Linked DNA regions of Homo sapiens: region 2 is linked to region 1. A link is a loop called in an ENCODE intact Hi-C map of the cell type or tissue named here. Cell type or tissue: heart right ventricle. All regions are shown on one strand. Each heading gives the region's core, and the rest is flanking DNA. Links, peaks and the distances in the headings are about the cores only.

Region 1 (8,340 bases), core at 273-8,272:
GGAAGCCTAAGGGACCACCCAATCCAATCCTGAAAGGCACAAACCATGTAAGTTTCTTGAAGAGCTAAAAATGTTATCGCACAAAGATAGATGCAGAAGCATTTTGTGTTCTTCCCTTTCCCTTGTGACATTTAGGCTCTTGATCTTGTTGGATTCATCATTGTTTCAGGAGATGGAATGAGGAGAGAAGGACAAAGTGAAGTGGCCCACAGCTCCCAAGTTTGCTGGAGCTCCCCATCCTCAATCTTACTTCTTTTAGAATTCCTGGGAGCTAGGCACTGTGGAAGTAAAGCTGAGGCTGGGTTGGAGAAGACCCTGCTTTTTACAGTCTCTAAAACAATTATGGGTAATTCACACCTCCCATTCCTATTTCAACTTCTGTACACAAAGTTCAGATACTAGAGGAAGGTTTTGCCCTTCTTGGCCAAGCTTCCCGGGAGGAGCTTATTGCATTTCCCTTGTCGAGCTTCCTGGAGGAGGTTTCTGATGCTGTGAAGGATCCATGGTGGGGGCCCATCAAGTTCTTCTCATCAGTTTTTAAACCCAGGGTCCTAGACAGTTTTGGTTCATTTCCTGCCCCAGCCTGGATTCCCATCTTGTTGTCAAGAATATTTTCATTAAGATACACCTCTATTTAAGTGAAAGACAAAAATAGAAGTCACTATACATGAGAAAGGAAGTCCCAGACTTCTTGGTGGGCCACTTGTCCTGCATGTCCTTAACTGATCTGCAAACTTCTGCAGGAGGATTACCTGGAGGCCTAGTGGCATAAGCACAGCATGCAGTTCTAGGAAGCAGTGATGCCTGCTTTCACTCAGTGATTTTCTCCGGTGTTTGTGGTTTGATTCTGCAGGACTCTGGTGGATTCTGCAGAAGGGACAAAAGGAACCTTTCAACAGTCAGAAAACAAGATGCCAATCTAGGCATAGTGCTGTTGGTCTGAGCCTGGCTATAGTGACTTTAAATGATGTCCACTCCTGTCCTCTCCACTCCCTTAGTCACCTCTTCCCCAAGCCCCAGCCTGAGCTAGGCTCCTAGTTTACTCTCCTTATGCTCACCAGAGAGCAGGATGAATGAGGGACCAGCTGTGGGGTCTTATTAAGGATACAGCCAATCTGGGCTCACCGAAGCTTCAATATGAGAACATCAAATACCCAAAAGAAGAAATGGGGGTATGGGTTCAAACAAAGGCCATTAAAGATGGTTTTGTTGTTGTGACACATCCTTTGCCAAGACAGCCTCTCTGTTCTCATTCTCTGTTCTAAGCAGCATGGGACACAATAGGCAAAATCCCTCACATTTCCTGTGTCAGACAGACGGTACCCAAGCTTTTAATTTCAAGCATTTATTTCCATTTTGGATGGCAAAAAAAAAAAATATATATATGATCCAGTGACAGGAGGCATTGAAAACATAGTCTCGGTTACCACCTTACTAGTTATGTTTGAAAAACATATATACTCTGAAATAAGGTAATAAGTAGAACATGTCTGAAATCTTCTGATACAATTATTTTCACTTTAGGAGCATCATGAGAGCATCAGGGACCCGTCAACAGGCTTTACTCTGACATTCAAGCAAGATCACAGTCTGGAGACCAGACACATTCGCACGCTTCTCTGGGACCTGGCTTACCATCAGCTGAAGGCCAATGAGTGGCAGAGGCTGGCCCGTTCGTGGAACTTTACAGATGACCAGATTAGAGCCATTGAGGAGCAGTGGTCGGGTGAGTACAGACTAGATGATGTGGGCAGGAGGAATTCACTGTTAGGAACAGCAGTGCCTCCTGGTGTGAGGTCTTCCAAGGAAGTGTGTGGCACTCACAATAAGCTGCAGTCTTCAAGGGGCCCAGGAATAGGGGCAGTTAGCTTAGGTCCACACCAGTGATTTGGGCATTAAGATTTGCAGAAAGTGAACACTCATGGTCTGCAGTAAACCGAAGTTTGTAAAGGATGATTATGTGTATTGACCCATATCAGACATGTGCATTTAGCCTAGAGAGACAGTAAGATTCCCAACTGGACGGTCACTAAGGAAGCAAGCAAGGATTTAACAGTTGGTGTGTCAGTGGGAAGCCAATCTGATTTCTATGTTCCTTGAGACTGTCCTGGGGTGAATGGGTTCATTCTGTAATCAATAGGCTCGCTGTTTAAGTCTGCGCTCCAGAAAGAGGAATTCCTTAAAGCAGGTGGGTGTAGGAGAAAGGGTTGTTGTAGGACACTGCCTTAGGGGAGACTTGGCTGTGCCATGAGCGACACGGCAAATACAGACTCAGAGGGCTTTCTTGGCTAGATGATTCCAAGCAATGGAATCATTTCAGCTGGACTCAAACTGTCATAATTAGTGAAGTCAGGTCAGCTAGATTCCTTAATTTTGTTTTTTGTGGTTAGACGAAAACCTAGGAAACATAGAAAGTTTACTTGGCATTAATCAACTAATTAGCTTTGAAAACAATGAAGCAAACATGTTTCTTGGCAAAGTTTTCTATTCAGAGCACTGCCCTCTCATGGACATCCTAAGACGAGAAGGTGTCCTTGCTCAGGGGTCTATTTGTATTAGGGATTGCTGGGAACTGGGGATGGCAGAAGCACAGTCCATGAGCACACACTATTTATACCACATACAAGTAAATTATGAGACTTTGTATTGCACATTCTTAGGATACATTTTCATGTGAAAAATAGAAGATAATGTATTGAAAACATTGAATACTAACTAGTTTCTAACTAGAAAAATTTTTTTATTGTTAAGATTTCTTTTTTGTCATTAATTAGGCTTATAGTGTTCTGTGAAGTCTTTAGGAAAATTGAGTTGCCTCCTGGAACTCTAACTTGACCTAAAGAGATGACTTGAAAATATAGTGTATCTTCAGAGTACTTGCCAGCAGGATAAGGGGGATTTTAAAGTGTTTCGATGGAACCTTTATGGAGGGCCTGGAGTGTTTATTTCTGCTGGATGAGGGATAGATACATCAGCTCTCTAAGCCATGCATGTTTGATGGAGTTTATAATCTAGTTGGCACAATAACAATGACACTTGCAATTCAATTATATTGTGATCCAGGGTAAGGTTACTGGCACTGGGGAGTTTGTGGGCTTTTGATCAAAGGAGTGACAGACTCATGATGGTATTTAAGAAAAATTAGTTTGTCAAGAGCAAGATTAGGAAAGGAACAGAGGACTTGTCCAGGAGTACATTCTGTAAGTATGCAGTTCCCTCTCCCTGAAATGCCCGCTTCTCCATATCAGTCTGTCCAGTGAACTTCTCCCTCACCCCTGCAGAGCTCAGGCCCTTCCCTTGCACAGCATGTCTGCTCCTGCACACTCTCTCTCAGAGCAAGGAGCCTGTAGTGAAGTCCTGTTGGGAACCACAGAGGCTTTGTGGCTCCCTATCCCGGTACTTCCCCCAACACCTCTCTAGGCTGAGATATGCAGTGAGTATTTATCAAATGAATAATCCTGGCCCAGGGATGCAAACTTCCCTCAGAGTAGCTTCCTTGAGACTGGAGTGGCAGAATGAATGGTGCATGCTTGCTGCTCAGAGTGGGGAATATGGAGCAGCAGTGGCAGCAGCACCCGGGAGTTTGTTAGATGCATGGATTCTTACCCCAGACCTACTGAATCCAAACTTGCATTTTAGTAAGATACCCAGGTGAAATAAGCACTGTGAGTTTGAAGAGCACTGGTCTATGAGAAGTTGCATATTTCATTAAAATTGTTCCCCCTGGGCAGGCACCACAGCTGTCCTCTCTCTTGTACACTCCTTTGGGTGTGTGCCAAGCATAGCAGGTGCATAGCACAGGCTGGAGGGAAAGCAAATGCTGGTCATCATAAAGCAGCACAGCGAGGGCAACTGGAAGGGCTTTTTTCGAAGAGGAACAGGCAAGCAAACAGTCATTCAGAAAGTTTAGTTGGAACTGAGATCACAATGGAAAGAGATAGCAGCTCGTGGTGTTTTACCTCGGACCTCTTGTGCTTGGCACAGGAAATGAAAGCTTCCGTGAACATGGCCACAGGGCTCTGCTTATCTGGCTACACGGGACCCTGATGACTCAGGGTGACCCGGCCAAGCAACTGTATGAAGAGCTGGTACACGCAGGTTTCCCAAAACTAGCTGGTAAGTGACAGTTTCAACAACAGAAATTCTTTCTCCCTTAAAATTTCAGGAAGCAGTCTACAGAAATATCATCCTGACCAGCTACAGCCCCAGCGTGGTGTTAGCTGTGGCTCACACGGAGTATGGAACTATGGAAGGGGCTTGTAAGCTGTCAGCAGCTTCTCCTTTGGGGAATGACCCAGTCAATACTGGTTACTCATTAGCCTGGCAGTTCTGTGTCATCCCCCTACTCAGCATTTGAAAAAGTGTGGGAGTGTTTTTGTTTATGTGTATGTGTGGTGGGGGCAGGTGGGGTGGGGCAGAAGTGCTAAACTATCCCATACAGTTATAGGATTGTTCTCCACGACTAAGAGTTGTCTTGCTCAAAATGCCATTTTACCCCTGTTGATAAACTGCAGGTTAGTGTATTTGAAAATGTTATCTCTAGGTAGAACAAAAAGAGCAGACAGGCTATTACTTTGCCACCTGAGGTTATTGCTAAAAATCAGTCTGCCAAAATCACTGACCATATTGTCAGGAAAGATCCTTTAAAAACTTATCAATAAATTAGGCGGTGTTGTAGCTCTCATGTAATAACAAGCATTCAAGCAAAATACAGGAACATCTGCCATTATTTTCACTGAAGCAGTTTTACCTGGAGCAAGAAGATAAATGAGTGAACACCGACTGATCCAATAGTTTCCAGCAGTAGTAGGTACAAGGAACAATGTGTGGATACTTACCTTCCATCACATGATCTCATAATATTGGAGTTTTTCCCTCAACTTTTACCCTGTTCCCATTGGCCCCGAGAATACTCACCAGTGGTGCTTGCAGCATTTACCCTGAAAAAACTTTGCCATGAATTATCTTGTTTTTATTATTATTTTTGGATCACTCTAGTATATTGACTTTGGAAACAAAAGATATCATTCTACTTATAGCATTCTGGTTTTACTAGTGGTATTTCCATTTACAAAATATGGAAATTCTTGATCATTGAAAATGTCAAGTCCTAGAAAATGTAGCATTCCTATATGTGATGTTAACATCGTTCTCAAACAATTGTTGGCCAAAGATTCATTCCATGAATCCAATTTTTCAGAAATTGATGATTCGGATGATTCAGACTATTCTGATGTTAGTTCTGTTTAGAAATAACTCCAAGAAGTTTGTATATTTGTTTTTCACAATGAAAATCAGATTTGCTTCAGCCTCAAAGAGCGTATTTATGTAAAATTGAAGAAGTGCTGGCAGTGAGCTGCACTTTTTTTTCTAAATGGGAAAAGGGTTAAATGTATTCTTCCTATGAAAGAGGTTCCATAAGAACTCTTAGAGAAGATGAAGATGCAGTCCACTGAACTGGCTAAGGGTATGTGTTCTGACGCAAGGCTGTGTGAGCTCACTCTTGAACTCCAAAGCTGACTGACTGGTTGTAAACCTCGAGCAAGTTCTATGACCTTCCTGTGACAACCTTCTCATTTATTAACTAGGAAAGAAAATAAAAATGTTTACTTCAAAGGGCTGTTGTGGGATTTAATGAATAATAGTGCCTGGTAGACAATCAGTGCTTTAAAAATTTTAGGTATTCATAAATGTTATCTTATTTTTTCCAGAAAAGACTCGTCATTTCAAAAGCAAAACTGACTCAAACTCCAAGAAATGTGTAGTTTCATAAATGCCTAAAGAAATTGTATTTACATGATTTTCCACTCAGCATTCAGTTCTTTTAATGCCATAAATTTCTTCTAGCAGTAGCACTGATTTTCAACTATGATGATGGTGGTGACAGGGAACTCTAACAGATGAAAGAAGAGTAATACCATGATACTTTTCAACCACTAAAAAGTCAAATATAGTTTTTTTTGCTGAGGGCAAGTTGTATGTGATTTTCCCATTTCTATCAATCATTTGATGTAATCCATGTAATAAGATAATCTAGGACGGTTTTGTATGTCATGTTTTTTTAAAAAACTCATGGGAGCAGCATCATGGTACAGTAAAAAAACAAGGGTTTTTATAATAGACAAATATGGTTTTGAACTTGGTTTTGCCACTTATTAGATGTGAACCTTTGGGCATGTTAATGTTGTTTACGTTCTTAGATCTTCAGTTTCCTTCTCTATAAACTGGGAGAGATGTCTATTTAATCCATAGGGTTGGAATGAAGATGAAGGGAAAATGCCTGTGTAGCCTCACGCCCATAGTACGGAAATCAACTGCTATTTCTCTTTCAGTAAGAGAAACTGGGTTTGGAATTTATAGTCATTGTTGACTTTAAATCACACATTTTGTGTAATATATTACTTAGGAAAGACCAGAAGTATGTACACCATTTTTTTTTTTTTTTAAATCTCTTGGTGATGTAATTACAGATGATTATTTTCTTTGTACTTTTGGGTACATTCCATTCTTTTTTTCACAAAGAACATGCATTATTTTTGTAATCTAAGAGTTATGAAATAAATGTAAAATTGAGTGTCAGTTTATGTGCACCTATTCATTGGAATTTAAGACTCTCCATTCTCAGATTCTGACTCTAAATTTACAAGGCACATACTAAAACCATAAGCAATTTCAATCCAGTTATTCTATCATGAATTTATAGTTTTATGTCTTTGTCTCATACTGATTATAAATGGCCCACTTAATCTTATGAATGTTTAAAACAGGTAATAGATTCACATGATTCCAAAACGTTTTTCAAAAACATATTGAGAAGAAGTATTGTCCCATCTGTTCTTCAGTATGGCCAGTTTCCACTGACCTCTCTTTCTCTATTACTGCTCCCCACCAGATTGGGGTAACCTCTTTATGCAAAAATAAACAAATATGAATATATACTATAACTGTGTCAAGTGTTAAACTGTTGAATTTACATTAACTTAGGCCAACACTAATTGCTTGGTGCTTTAGACAACATACATTTCTAGAGCTTAAAGCTTAAAAATATGTTTATAATATTCTTAATCACAACATTCATAATATTCACTTCAGTTTGTCCATATTGTTTTGGCTTGGATACTGAAAACCATTCCTAGTTGTAGTCTAGATTCCTCAAAAAGTAGAGCTTGTCTAAGACCGAAGTTTGTGTGCAACAACTTTTTCAGAAGTGTACATCCGGGGAAGGAGCGGAGGAGAAAGGGGAGTTGTCTAGGGAGGAGGGAGAGCAAGAACAAAGCGAATTACCTAAGTGGCCATCACTTGGTACAAGCATAACTGATTATTTAATCTTGGGCTACTCTATTCTGAGAGACATGATATACTAATGCATCTCAGGACAATTCATACAGGGAGAAGGAAGGAAGAATTGGTCTGTTTACCATAATGCCAAGTATTAATTCTGGGTTGCATGAGTGGGCTCCCCAGTGGAGCCTGCACTATCCTGACTCAACTGGGAGTGAACGGGGAAGCCCGGGAAGAGCACACACATGGAAAGGGCACGAGATGAGGTGCTTGTGGTTTGTGTTCATGAAAAGCTTGCTGAAGACCATGAGGGGTGGAGCTGTTTGTTTACCACAATGGTAGCTGGGCCAGAATCCAGAACAAGTGTTGTGTAAATATCTAATACCCTTTAAGAAACAGCCTAGTAATTCAGAAAGGCCTTAGGATTCTATTTGCCTATATCACATTTATTCTCTGATGTCCTGTGAACAATGTGAGGCAGCAAGAAAACCTATTTCCTATAATAAAAATTAGTGCAGAGAACTTATATTCAAATTAGAAGAGGCTTCAGATGATTAACTCCATCCACTCTGTTAAAAGAGATGGAAATTGAGGTCCTGGACAAACTCTTTAGAACCTGTTCATTTTTATGTATAAGTACTGTGAAATAGTAGGTAGATTTTATTCTTATTTCACAGATGAGGATCCAGAGATTCATTTAATTGTCTGGCCCACACAATCAGTCAGCAATGAAACCATTAGAAGCCAAGTCTTGTTCACCTAAATCAGTTCTGCCCAGATGGTTTCTTTGTATTGGCCAGCCATTGAAAAATTTCTGCCCAGGCCTAGGTTTGCTGAGTTGCTCAGGGCTACGCCACCACAGAACAGTGTTTAGATGTTCGGGGAGAACAAGGTAGGTTCAGTGCTGCAGAGTTTCAAATAATAAGGCGAGAAAGAACACCAGAAACAGGCTCATTCTAACAGGAAATTTCTGATACTTCTGTAACTCTAGTGCTAGTATTACAAATGTTTTCCCTTTTGGCATTAAAAAATGATTCATAGGTGTTGCCGTTTCCGTCT
Region 2 (8,340 bases), core at 145-8,144, 170 kb before region 1:
CTGTCTAGCCCTTTAAAGTACTTATACTTTGAAATCCTTTTCCTGTAATCCTGCTCTGATCTGTCTGGTTAGTTTTTTGCACTGAAAATACAAAAAAAAAGGGTGGATTTAATCTTTCCGGTGGTTCTTCCAGCTCTCCCTCACTAGTGCTCCTTCTGTCTTCTCAAGGAACATATCTTGGTCTAATTTTCCTTGCCACAGGGTCCCCTTGCGGCAATGGGGTAAAAGCATGTAGGACCACTGCACTTGAGTGTGTTACCTTTTTCTTACATGATTATTTTGCAGTTTTGCCATTATCTATCTACAAGTAATGTTCAAGGTGTTGTTTCATGTCAAAATGATATAGATGTGAAGTTATTTTGTATCTTTTAGGGAGATAACATTTTGGGATGCGGCTTACCACAAGCCTACCACCTACCACTGTCTTCAGCTACTCAGAAGCCCACACAGTTTAAAGAGTTAAATCATTCTGAACTCTTTGAGTCAAGGTTTGATATGAAAAACAGTTGTAGCTCTTCTTACCTTTATTTCTCTCTCCCTAATCATTTTCACCTTTTTCCTGATAATACATAAAATAGCCAGCACAACACATGTCATAGTTGCTCAGTCCTTATTTATATTTTAAAAAATCTGATAGTAATGGCCAGGTGCAGTGTCTCACACTGTAATCCCAGCTGTTCGAGAGGCCAAGGCTGGAGGACTGCTTGAGCTCAGGAGTTTGAAACCAGTCTGGGCAACATAGCGAGACTCAGTCTCTACCAAAAAACAAACAAACAAACAAAAAAACTCCCCAAAAATAGCCAGGTGTGGTGGTGCACCTGTAGTCCCAGCTACTACGGAGGCTGAGGCAGGAGGATCATGAGCCCAGGAGGTCAAGGTGGCAGCAAGCCATGATTGCATCACTGCATTCCAGCCTGGACGGCAGCATTAGGCCCTGTTTAAAATAAATAAATAAAATTTTAAAAATCTGATGGTAGAGACAGAAAGATGAGAATGAGATCTAAAGTGGTTCATTGAAAAGCTGTGGTTTAGTTGAGCCCAGGAGGAAAGACAGGCTTTTGATACCAGAGGAGGAAAAGGCATTCCAGATTAATAAAAATTTCAATTGACAAAGTCAGCAAACAATGTCAAGGTGCCAGTTAGACAAGCAGCCAGGTTGGTATAAGGCATGTTCATATGTTCCCCTCATACCTCTTCCCATTTCTGATACAATCACTATACTCAAGAGTTTCCTTAAATTTGAACTTTTACATCGATTGTTGAGATTGTTAGAACAAATAGCACAATACAGTATTTTTTATGTATAACAACTCAATTGATTTACATGTCAGAGCAACTATCAACGTCCAGAGAGCAAGCAGTTAAGAAAATGAGATGATACAAAACACCAGTCATGTCCATTCTTTACTTGAGCAAAGCTATTTTTCCTGCTTTAGGAAAGTGGTTCTCAAACTTTAGGACGCATCAGAATCATTTGAAGGGTTTGTTAAAGAAAGAATGCTGGACTCCATATCCAGGGTTTCTGATCCATTAGGTCTGGGGCAGGCCTGAGAATCTGCATTTCTAACAAGTTCACAGTTTATACTGATGTTACTGCTCTGGAGATCACACTTTGAGTACAATAACCTCTATCGCATTTTCCTCTTATTTAATTCTTCCTTGTTTTGATGGGGCATATCTTTCAGCAGAAGACAGACGTCTGTGTCTGTGGATGTATTTTACTTTTTATTATGAAAAATTTCACATATATGCAAAAAAACAGAATAATGAACCCTCTTACCATCATTTGCCTTCAACAATTATTAACTCATGGTTATTCTTTTTTAAAATCTACATCCTCATCAATTCATACCCTTCCAAAGGCATTATTCTGAAGCAAATTCTAAACATATCATTTCATCTGTAGACATGTAAGTATGCATCTCTAAAATATTTTTTAAAACAACAAGAGGTAAATTTGTTGAGACCATATTTTAAAATGCTTTTAGTCTGTCCTTATACTCGCTTGGTGATTTGGATGCATATATAATTCATTGTCGAAAATAATTATTCTTCAGAAGAATGTAGGCATCAGCCATTGCATCTTAGTTTCCAGCACTGCTTTTGAGAAGTCCACAGTCATTTTGAATCCTTAACCTTTGTTGTTATGTTTTTTCTCTCTGGAAGCATCCAAGATCTTCTTCCCAGTGGTCTGGCTCAGCACAATGTGTCTTTAACATGAGTCTTTTTAAAAATCTATTATACTGGACCTTGCTTGATGATTTCAATGTAAAACTCTTGTCCTTTATTTCTGTGAATTTTTCTTTTATTATTTCATTGATAATCCCTTTCTGCTCTGTTCTCTCTGCCTGGAGCTCCTACTGTTCAGATGTTAGAACTCCTGGATTATTTCCTTAATTTTACCTATGTCCTATTTACTACCTTTAAAAAAACAAAAATCTTTTTCTTTACTTTCTAGAAATGTCTATAATTCTACCTTCTAACTCTTCTAATTTCTTTCCTCACTGCTACCATATTTATAATTTCCAAGAGCTCTTTTTTAACCTCTTCCTTTTTTATAGTATACTTACTTTTTCATGATTTCAAAAACTCTTCTCTCTTTAAAAATACTGACAAATTTCCTTCTTTTTGTTGGACATCTGAATAATGTGTTTCCTAGTGTTGCACTGATTCTCTTGATCTCTTTCATATTGGAAACTTTCTTCATATGACTGATAGTCCTTTGCTGTCTGCTCATTTTTAACAGTAGGGAATCTTCTGACTCGAAACCCAAAGGCTGTACTTTGAGTTTACCAAAAATGGGCTTCACCACAGGATAATCTAGTTGGGCTACTTTGCTAGGGAAGCTATATTGTTATCTTTAGGTCAAAACTTTTACGCTGGTCAGATTCTTAGAAAAGACCCCAGCAACCTCCTGTCCTGAGGATTAAAGTTTGTTGGCCAGAGTTTGGAAGTTGGGGAATAGTGGTGGGATAGGGTCATGTGAGGCTCAGTAGCTAGTTTGCTTGCTTCCCTAATCCCTCCTCTGTATTCAGTGTGATACTTTGATTTCAATTGTATCTGGTGACTACTCCTCTACCCTCCAAGACCAGACACCCACGATTTTTTTCTCTATAGAGGTCCAGTGTGGGGAGGAAATAGAGAGATTTGATTGTTTCTTAAATTGACATATAACTCATCTTCCTTATACACTCTCCACCCCCAACTCTCCATTCCAGGAGGTATCCAGAACTGCTACAATGTTATATAATTATGATGTAGATCTAGTTTTGAGCTTCCCTAACTGATAGTTTAGGATCTGGGTTTCTCAGATTTACTAACTCACTTAGCACTTGACCATTTGTTTTCCAGTTTCTACAATGCTGTCTTCTGTAGTTTCCTCTCTTGTCCACCCTGTCTTTTGGGATTTCGACAGTTTTTAGCCCCATTTCTTTTCTTCATAAGAAGATAAAGTAGATGTACCTTTACCTGGATGAAATTCCTACCTTGTAAAAAGCCAAGTGAAACTATTTGAAGTCTTTCACAACAGGAGACAACCTTACTTTATGAAACTGGGTTTATATGTAAGTTTTCAGGAATCATTACCCTTTCCTATCTCCCACCCTTGAGACATTATCACTTTACAGACTGCCTTAAAATCTAGATAAGATTCAACTGGTCATGGCTTCTCAGTCTTTTGGTTCCGTATAATTAATTTATAAGTAATCTTTTTCAAGTGATGAATCCTCATTAGAGGGAAAGTATATTTTTAAAATACGTAATTGTTGGATAATATATATTCTCTAAATTGGAAACCAAGAGAATAGCTCAGCTTTCTTTATCAGCCATAATTTTCTTCCTTCAATAAAGACATGACCAGGTGCAGTGGCTCATGCCTGTAATCCCAGAACTTTGGGAGGCTGAGGCAGGCAAATTGCTTGAGTCTAGAAGTTCAAGACTAGCCTGAGCAACATGGTCAAACCCCATCTCTACAAAAACACACAAAAATTAGCCAGGCATGGTGGCGCATGCCTGTAGTCTCAGCTACTCGGGGGGCTGAGGCAGAAGAATTACTTCAGCCCAGGAGGTAGAGGCTTCAGTGTGCCGAGATCACGCCACTGCACTCCAGCCTGGGCAACAGACTGAGACCCTATCTCACTTACAAAAAAAAAAAGACAGAGGCCAAGCCTACACAGCACTCACTCAAAGGAAGCTCAACAGGAATACCAGCTTCCCTGGTGAATGCACTACTTAACGAGTTGTCAGCAAGTTTTAAATTTAAGGCTTTGTCACTTTAAACAACAGAGTGCCACTGCAGATCCAATATAAAAAATAAAAATGTAAAAACAGTGAGAAATGTTGCCTCTATACACAAAACATAGAAAAAAGTAAATAATAATGCTGTTCAGAACTCATGCTAAATGACGAGTTAATGGGTGCAGCACACCAGCATGGCACATGCATACATATGTAACTAACCTGCACATTGTGCACATGTACCCTAAAACTTAAAGTATAATAAAAAAATTAGCTGAAAAAAAAATAAATAAATAAAAAAAAGAACTTAGAGCAAAGTCATCAAAATACACATTCAAATAGGTCTTAACTGTAGATAAATTTTTAGTGTTAGTGATAAAAATCAGTCTCTCAGATTGGGAGAAAATATTTGCCAAACATGTACCTGACAAACGTTACGGTATCCAGAATATATATAAAGAATTCTCATAACTCAACATTAAGACAACAAACACAAGATATTTAAACAAACATCACAAGAGATACAGATAAGCAAATGAAAAGATGTGCAACATCATTAGTCATTAGGGAAATGCAAATGGAAACCACAATGAGCTATCACTACATACCTACCAGAATGGTTAAGATTAAAAAAAAAAAAAAAACCCAAAAAATGTGACAATACCAAATGCTGACAAAAATGCCAAGCAAATGGAATTTTCACATAATGCTGGTGAGATGGTAAACTGGTACCGCCACTTTGGAAAACAGTTTCACAGTTTCTTATAAAGTTAAACATATACTTACCTTACAACCTAGCAATCCCATTCATAGGTATCTACCCAGGAGAAATGAAAATATGCTTATGCAAAGACCTGCATGCAAATGTTTAGAGCAGCCTTATTTATTGTATCTCAAAACTGGAAACAAATATATATCCGTCAACTGGTGAATGCATAAGCAAAATATGGTATATCCCTATAGTGAAACAGTATTCAGCAATAAAAAGCAACAAGTTAAGAATACATGTAACAACATGATGAGTAGTAAAAGCATTATGGTAAGTTAAAAGCCAGACACAAAGAGATGCATACTGCATGATTCCATGTATATAATATGCTGCAACAGTGGTTACCAGAGGTTGGGGACACAGAGGGTAACTGACTACAATGGGGCAGAAGAGAACTATCTGGGAGGATGGAAATATTTTATATACTCATGTGGTAATGACTATATGACTGTATGCATTTGTGAAAACTATAACTGTATACTTTAAAAGGGTGAATTTGACCGTGTGTAAATTATATCTCAATGTGATTTTTTAAAAGGCACAACATATCTTTTTTTTAAAAAAAGACATAGAATAAGGAAAACCAAAAAAAGGTAGGAAACAATAAATAGATCAAAGAAAAAAAGACTATCAAGAATACACAGAAAACATATAAAGAGTTAACTATTTTTTTAGGTTGGTAAATAGAACTATTTGGTGGAAGAAAATTTCTGAACAGAGTTGCATGAGAATCTGTTCAAACATGACACGCTACGTATCCCGGCTCTAGTGAGTCAACTGCATCTTTGTCCCCCTTTGATAAAAGGGTCTGACAACTTCTGTTCTTTAATTTTTTAACTGTAGGCTTTACTCCCAACATAAACATTTCACAAAATAAATTTGAGAGACTACTACTATGTGCCAAGAATTGTACCAAGTACTTTTATATGTTATTTCTTTTAATTACATAATCATTCCATACTTAGACATTATCCCCCTTGTTTAATCAGTTAAGGAAGCTGAAAGCTCAGAGAAATTTAGTAATCTGCCAAAGGTACCTTTGGCTGTAAGCAGTGATATGGTTTGGCTGCATCCCCATCCAAATCTCATTTTGAATTGGAGTTCCCATAATCCCCATGTGCTGTGGAAAGGACCTGGTGGGAGGTAATTGAATCATGGGGGCGATGGTTTTATAAGGGCTTTCCCACCCTTTGCTTGGCTCTCATTCTTTTTCCTGCCGCCCTGTTAAGAGGTGACTTCCGCCATGATTTTAAGTTTCCTGAACCTCCCCAGCCAAGCAGAACTGTGAGTCAATTAAAACTCTTTTCTTTATAAAAAGAAATACCCAGTCTCGGGTATTTCTTCATAGGAGCATGAGAACAGACTAATACAGTAAAGTGGTACCGTAGAGAGTGGGGTGCTGCTATAAGGATACCCGAAAATGTGGAAGCAACTCTGGAATTGGGTAACAGGCAGAGGCTGGAACAGTTTGGAGGTTCAGAAGAAGACAGGAAAATGTGGGAAAGTTTGGAACTTCCTAGAGACTTGTTGAATAGCTTTGACCAAAATGCTGATAATGATATGGACAATGAAGTCCAGGGTGAGGTGGCCTCAGATGGAGATGCAGAACTTGTTGGGAACTGGAGCAAAGGTGACTCTTGTTATGCTTTAGCAAAGAGACTGGCGGCATTTTGCCCCTGCCCTAGAGATCTATGGAACTTTGAACTTGAAAGACATGATTTAAGGTCTTAAATTTCTAGGAAGAAATTTCTAGGTGGCAAAGCATTCAAGATGAAGCAGAGCATAAAAGTTTGGAAAATCTGCAGCCTGTTGATGTGACAGAAAAGAAGAACGTATTTTCTGGGGAGAAATTCAAGCCTACTGCAAAAATTTGCATAAGTAACAAGGAGCTAAATGTTATCACCAAGACAATGGGGAAAATGTCTCCAGGGCATGTCCGAGACCTTCATGGCAGCCCCTCCCATCAAACACCTGGAGGCCTAGGAGGGAAAAATGGGTTTCCTGGGCTGGGCCCAGGGCCTTGCTGCTTTGTGCAGTCTTGGGACCTGGCGCCCTGTGTCTCAGCTGCTTCAGCTCCAGCTGTGGCTAAAAGGGGTCAAGGCCACTCTGAGGACAGTTCAGGCCATTGCTTCAGAGGGTGTCAGCCCCAAGCCTTGGCGGCTTTCCCACGGTGTTGGGCCAGTGGGTGCAAAGAAGTCAAGAACTGAGGTTTGGGAAACTCCGCCTACATTTCAGAGGATGTATGGAAACACCTGGATGTCCAGGCATTAGTTTGCGGCAGGAGGGGAGCCCTCATGGAGAACCTCTGCTAGGGCAGTACAGAAGGGAAATGTGGGGTTGAAGCCCCCCCACCCCCACAATCCTCACTGGGCAGTACCTAGTAGAGCTGTGAGAAGAGGGCCACTGTCCTCCAGATCCCAGAATAGTAGATCCACTCACAGCTTGCACTGTGCACCTGGAAAAGCTGTAGACACTCAATGCTAGCCTGTGAAAGCAGCCAGGAGGGGGGCTTGTACTCTGCAAAGCCACAGGGACGGAGCTGCCCAAGGTGGTGGGAGCCCACCTCTTGCATAAGAGTGACCTGAATGTGAGACATGGAGTCAAAGGAGATCATTTTGGACCTTTAAGATTTGGCTGCCTGCCAATTTCTCCCATTTGGAATAGGTGTATTTACCCACTGCCCATACCCTCAATGTATCTAAGAAGGAACTAACTTGCTTTTGATTTCACAGGTTCACAGGTGGAGGGGACTTGCCTTGTCTCAGATGAGACTTTGGATTTGGACTTTTGGGTTAATACTGGAATGAGCTAAGACTTTGGGGGACTGTTGAAAAGGCATGACTGTGTTTTGAAATGTGAGGACATGAGATTTGGGAGGGGCCAGGGGCAGAATGATACAGTTTGGCTGTGTCCCCACCCAAATCTCATCTTGAATTGTAGTTCCCATAATCCCCATGTGTTGTGGGAGGGACCTGTTATGAGGTAATTGAATCATGGGAGTGATGGTTTTATAAAGAGCTTGTCCCCCTTTGCCTGGTTTGCATTCTCTCTCCTGCCGCCCTGGGAAGAAGTGCCTTCTGCCATGATTGTAAGTTTCCTGAGGCCTCCCCAGCCATGCAGAACTGTGAGTCAATTAAATCTCTTTTCTTTATAAATTACCCAGTCTCAGGTATTTCTTCACAGCAGTATGAGAATGGACTAATACACACAGTTAAGGTCTGAACCCAGATTTGACTTCACGGCCCATGCACAACGTTTTAAGCACTTCGGAATTAAGAGTTGCTTTATAAATATTTAACAGTCATGTTCCTACAACCCCTACACAAAATAAAATG

The links. Peaks named below come from ENCODE experiments on the same cell type or tissue, not always from the same donor. Only the 100,000 strongest peaks of a DNase experiment are listed, where the experiment ranks them.
Region 2: a loop joins it to region 1, with 2.2 times the contacts of the local background. A loop is called at or near these places in 3 of 110 quality-filtered maps.

The regions. Positions count from the first base shown.
Region 1 is chr5:75,665,268-75,673,607 of GRCh38, forward strand. ANKDD1B (ankyrin repeat and death domain containing 1B) reads left to right here. Exons shown (of 14, transcript NM_001276713.2): 12 at 1,525-1,726; 13 at 3,985-4,116; 14 at 5,712-6,579. The coding sequence ends at 5,773. Among named protein-coding and RNA genes, the nearest start is that of POC5, 48 kb to the right of the region's middle. RefSeq lists an enhancer at 1,712-2,213. In heart right ventricle, for the core only: a CTCF peak has its summit at 2,518 (motif pointing left); a DNase peak (open chromatin) is centred at 4,026; H3K4me3 peaks cover 705 bases; H3K27ac peaks cover 542 bases.
Region 2 is chr5:75,491,422-75,499,761 of GRCh38, forward strand. All of the region lies in intron 2 of CERT1 (ceramide transporter 1), which reads right to left. Among named protein-coding and RNA genes, the nearest start is that of CERT1, 16 kb to the right of the region's middle. In heart right ventricle, for the core only: no CTCF peak of the experiment used is centred there; no DNase peak of the experiment used is centred there.